Regions from separate parts of the Homo sapiens genome. Here region 2 is linked to region 1. The links are chromatin loops, found by intact Hi-C in ENCODE. Cell type or tissue: GM12878. All regions are shown on one strand. Links, peaks and the distances in the headings refer to the core of each region. The heading gives the core; the rest is flanking DNA. Region 1 overlaps MEF2C-AS1 (MEF2C antisense RNA 1). Region 2 overlaps MEF2C-AS1 (MEF2C antisense RNA 1).

Region 1 (2,800 bases), core at 297-2,796:
TGTAAACGCTACCACCATGGCTGATTCAAACTACTGATGTGGCATCGATGGATAGGGAATTATGAAGAGATACACAATAATACATCATTGTTCAGTATTTCCACTATGATATAGTCAATGTGAATAATCATGAAGGCAAAGGTAACAGTAAAAAGCAGTAAATGAATTAGGAAATAATGTATTTAAATACATCTTTTTTATTTCAATATAATTTATTTAATTGTAAGCTTGCATTACAAATATTTTTAATAATGGCCTTGAGGGCAGATCACTTAAGCCCAGAAATTAGAGACCAGCCTGGGAAACATAGGGAGATCCTGTCTCTAGAAAAAATACAAAAATTATCCAGGCATGGTGATGCATGCCTGCAGTCCCAACTACTTGGGAGGCTGAGGTAAGAGGATCAATTGAGCCCAGGAGGTCAAGGTTGCAGTGAGCCATAATTGTGCCACTGCACTCCAGCCTGGGTGACACAGCAAGATGTGCCTCAAATGATGACTGATGATGATGATGATGATGATGATGATGATGATGATGATGGCCTTGAACAACTGGCTTGCAAAATTAGTGAAAATTTAACAATTAGCTCTGATGAGCTGGTGAAAGCTTGCTCCAGCACATCTTTTGATATTCCCCTGGGCTATTCCCAACAAATATTGTTTTCCAAAATGTTCACTCTGATTTTGTTGCTTGGGCCTCCTAACCTCTCTTACTCATGGAAATAATATTATTGATTACGGCTAGGTGGAAACAGGCCCTAAATAAAACTTTGCATTTGTAATAATTAAAATTCCTTGTAAAAGAACATTTAAACTTGAAGTCCATTTAATTGCAAAAGAATAAACACGAAGGAGAAGTTTAATTAGGCTCAGTGACAACTTCAAAGGCTGTGGAATGTGCTCAAAAGTCACCTTTGAATCACCACAAACATCTCTTTCACTTTTATTCTTTTCTGGTTAAACAGACTGCAAGTTTAAATGTCTTGCTTACTAAAATGGGCAAACATTTTATAGTGATTCCAAAGGTGACTTCTGAGCACAATCCACAGCTTTTGAAGTTGATGTCACTGCTTCTAATTAAATCTAATTACACTGAAGAAGCTGCTATGAGATAGGAAAAGGGAAGGCTGTATATTAAAAGCTAAATGCAAATGATCTCAATTTGGAAAAGTATGCTTAATATTTGCTCAGTTGTCAATATTCCCTCTAAAACTACCCACATCCAGGGGATCTTCTTTCACTTTTATGCTCTCTTAAAGAAGAAATGCTCTCAGACTAACTTGTCCTATGCAAATTGACTATTTTTTTTTTATTTTAATTTTTCCAGGCTGTTTGACCACGGTAGAGTAAATAAGACCTTCTGTACAGGGTTAAGAATTTTAGAAATCATTACTAAATAGATTTTTTAATACTGATGTCTTGCCAAATCAGAAGACAAATAGTGTGAAATAGCTTTTAATGTTTATCTACGTTGAGTTCTTAATCATAAAGCTTTAGCTCAGCATGAGCTTTTAGTTTACACTGAATGAGGAAGAAAGGTTTTAGTTTTTGCAGCATATATATTTCTAGTGCTCCTTTCTGATTTTATGGGCAATCCTGTCTTCATGCTTTCTTAATCTTGAAGCTTTTTCAAAGGCAACATACTGTGCCAAATGTACAGCGATTATGTAATGTGGACAAAAATCCAGTGGGAAATGTGTAGAGCAGATCAAAATCATTCCACTTAAGACCTTTTACAGTCATTTGATCTAATGATGTTCACTAACGTTTGATGTACTAAAAGGCAACCACTGTGTGAACATAAGGTTTGCATCAACATGTGACTTCTCAGTGAAACCGAGATCATTGTGGTCTTTTGAAGACAGTTTTACATACAAAATAATAATATCTATACAGTCCCATGACACACTTTATGAATCACTAAATTTTATGCCACTTCCTATGAAAAATCTTTCTCATGTCAACTGGTCATCAAAGCAGTGTCTTATATGCATGGGAAGCAAAATGGGGAATTTCATTGATTACCCAAATTGAAAGTATAGCTCATATAAATTTTTGGAGAAAAAGTAAATTGTCATCTAGTTTACTAACTTTGACACAGCCACAGATCAAAATTGTTCCATAAACTTATTTAAGCTAGAAAATATTTCCTCATTTCTTTTCATGTTCTACTCTTCAGTTACTTTTTTTCAAGGTTCACCAATACTGTGCACTTCAGGATTCAACTATACATGAGTAACTCTACTATAAGCTCAGACATGTAAAGAGCTTGGAAATCATCACTCCTGTTCTTACAATAAGAAAGAGCTGAACAAACAGAAATGCAACGACTTTTCTTGAGAGAACTGAGATTACAGGGTAAATTTCTATCTAGATATCTGGAAAGACAGCCAAATCCAGAGATTCACAGTATTCCAGGAAAGATTTGCTTACCTGGGGTAGAAGTCTCTGGAGCTCATAAAATGGTAGGAGCACTTAAATGGTAATTTTGCCACATTGCAAAGGCTGAATGGACTAGCATGAGAGTGTAAAATTCCTGGGGTCACAGACTTAGGGAGGCCCCACAATTTTGTTGGCTTTACCTCAAGGAATCCCACCAGATTCTCACAGCGAAGAGCCAACAAAGATCCTTCAGCCAGAAGCAGGAGTTAAAGCTTCAAGGAAATAGGTTAGGAATGCTACGGCCGGAGAAGTAGAGAAGAGGCCTAAGGGAAACCTATACCACTGGCAAAACACTTACCAAAGTCATAGCCCTAAAACACAGGCCCACTGAAAGAGTAGTGTTTAATTGTAAGATTACA
Region 2 (2,800 bases), core at 190-2,689, 47 kb before region 1:
GTATCCACTATGATTTTGGAAGAAGTCTCCCCACCATTTGTTTTGTGGCCTCAAAACTTAAACCTGACCTAAGTATAGTTATGTTTATTGACTACTCACTACTTGCTAGTCACTGTGCTAATAATGCAATACTGGCTTAAATCTCACAATATCCATATTAGGGAAACACAATTCTAACCGTGCTTTCACTGTAAGAGGATTAACTTAGAGAGATTAAGTAATTTTCCTGTGGTCAGCCAAAAGTAAGTGATAAAGTGGAGATTTGAACAGAGTCCTTGCTTTAACCCCAGTTACAATCAGTATTGTATGCCCTGAAAGGAGTGTTCCTTAAGTCCCATTTAAGTATCAGTTTCCTTGGAGATAGTACTTCACTCATTTACCAAAGATTTCTAAGCACCTAGTGCCAATGGCTGTCCTAAGCCCTGGAGACATATCCATTAAAGAGACAGGAGCCATTCAGAACACTCAGTTATAGAGTCAGTTGTTCTGGTATAAGAAGAATCTTCCCCCAAAGTAAGTGTCTAATGCCCTGAGGGAGGTAAGGCTCCTCTACCTCAGGCCTCACAGCACAGCTGGGCACAGCCCATGGAGAATCTATCATGTCAGAACCAGATAGAACAGTTGTGGTCATCTGATTTAATCATCTCGGTTTAGAAATGAAAAAATAAAAATAATCATAACATGCTGAGAATTTAACTTTTTCAAGATTACATAGATTTGTAGTGAAAGACTCACTTCTTAAATACAGTTGCCCCAAATCCCCACCCAGTACTTTCACCAATACATCACACTGTCACCTTGAGAAAGATACAGCACATGTTGAAACCAAAATTTTCCATGGCCATAGGAAAAATTCTCATGACCTTGGATCACTTTATCAGAACAAAACTCCTTCATTTAAGCCATTATCCATGAAGCATTTCTTCTAGAGTTTTTCAAGGTGGTTTCTAACATTTAGGCAATGGGAACTATGTGGGACTTGGACATTTTTCTACTTACTCTAGTGGTGTATGACCTAATACAGTCTCCTGTTAGAAGTGGGAGAAAACTAGAAAACTTACTCCCATTTTTCTTATTGAACCCACTTATTAATAAACATCACCAAAGGTTTCTGTCTTTTCCAGACTCTCTCATTCACACTCATCTAGGCAACATTCTTGGGTTTTCTTTGCCACTGAGAATATTAGGTTAGCATGACTGAGTTCTGTTCACTAGTTGCATTCTCCTCTTATCAGTTTACCACTTTTGCAGTCTATCCTGGCGCTTAAGGATATAATCATCTCCTCACCTCCCCCACCCCACCCCTTGCAGTGTGATGTTAGTTGCTTTGTCTTTTCTTTCCAACACACTAGCTTTGTGCTATATTTAACTCCTGTACATTAGCATTAATATCCAGCCGCACAAGGGAAGTTGCTGCTGTGCATTACTTCCACCAGGTACAGTAGGGGTTTGTTCCGCTAATGCCTTTTGGGGATAGGGAAACAGATGCACATACAATAAGAGGGCTGAAACTTCTCTCCACAGTAAATCCAAGACAAATCTTTATAAGAGATTTATGTACATGATTTTGTTATTTTCTCTTTTGCCTACTTTTGCTTTCCGTTTTGGTGGCACACAAAGCAACTTACAAGGGTGGCTGACAAAGTAAAAGCATATTTCCCTCCAAAGAAACTGCTTTAAACCTGACAAGAAACACAGATGGTCGGCCAGGCATGGTGGCTCACGCCTGTAATCCCAGCACTTTGGGAGGCCAAGGCAGGTGGATCATGAGGTCAGGAGTTCAAGACCAGCCTGGCCAAGATGGTGAAACCCCGTCTCTAATAAAAATACAAAAAATTAGCTGGGCATGGTGGCACGTGCCTGTAATCCCAGCTACTCCAGAGGCTGAGGCAGATAATTGCTTAAACCTGGAGGGGCGGAGGTTGCAGTGAGCCGAGATCACGCCACCACACTCCAGCCTGGGTGACAGAGCAAGACTCTGTCTCAAAAAAAAAAAAAAAAAAAAAAAAGAAAGAAACACAGATGATTACCGATGAACATTATTCTTCTAGGATTCTAAACTGCCTAGAACAAGATTTAGTACATAGTGGATCCTCAAACAGTTGTTTAATGAGTAAAACCAGATGTGATTTCCCCTATTCTGGCTAGTCTTCCTTTGGCTAGATAGGCATTTCACCAATGTCTAGAAGGGAAAGACTGGACCAGAAAAAGGGTGTAGTCATCGCAGGCTTCTCATTTGCTTGTCTAGGTTATTTTTTTTCTTCCTTTTAAACTTTTGGTCTGTGAAATCTTCTCCTCTTTCTCTTTTGCATTCTCTTCCCTTCTTCTCATCTTTCTTCTTATTAATACCAGTTTCTCATTTGCTTTTGTTGTTTACTTAAGCACTCAGACCTGAGTACATTTTTTTTTAGTTGTAATAGATCACTGCCCCATTAGAACAACAACAACAAAAAAAATAGATGTATTCAAGGTTTTATCCAAGTAAGAAACAACATTTTTTGCATTGGCTTAACTTTGTTTTGTAAGAAAAAATAATCATAAAAGCAATATTCATTTGATTCTTAGGTAGTAACATTTATTTAATGAGTATGCTAAATATATGACAGGTTCCAATTTTATTCAATTAAGAAAATGGAGGTGGCTCATGGCAGAAAAGAAAGAGGGAGGAAGAAGAGTAAAACGTATTGGGAGAGTAAAAACACTCATAACTAACAGAAAAAGGTGAAAGAGTGAGAGAAGTAGAAAGTGGTCATGGGACTGAAAAATTCTTGGAAAGCTAATGGCTCAAAAGGAGGGGCAT

Evidence for each region. Hi-C counts contacts between places; a loop is a spot of excess contacts. Peaks named below come from ENCODE experiments on the same cell type or tissue, not always from the same donor. Only the 100,000 strongest peaks of a DNase experiment are listed, where the experiment ranks them.
Region 2: a loop joins it to region 1, with 2.5 times the contacts of the local background. A loop is called at or near these places in 2 of 110 quality-filtered maps.

The regions. Positions count from the first base shown.
Region 1 is chr5:89,231,389-89,234,188 of GRCh38, reverse strand. The region is part of intron 7 of MEF2C-AS1 (MEF2C antisense RNA 1); the gene reads right to left. Among named protein-coding and RNA genes, the nearest start is that of LINC02161, 350 kb to the left of the region's middle. In GM12878, for the core only: no CTCF peak of the experiment used is centred there; a DNase peak (open chromatin) is centred at 1,808; H3K4me3 peaks cover 958 bases; H3K27ac peaks cover 2,500 bases.
Region 2 is chr5:89,278,297-89,281,096 of GRCh38, reverse strand. All of the region lies in intron 7 of MEF2C-AS1 (MEF2C antisense RNA 1), which reads right to left. Among named protein-coding and RNA genes, the nearest start is that of LINC02161, 300 kb to the left of the region's middle. RefSeq lists an enhancer at 561-730. In GM12878, for the core only: no CTCF peak of the experiment used is centred there; DNase peaks (open chromatin) are centred at 504, 829 and 1,484; H3K27ac peaks cover 2,171 bases.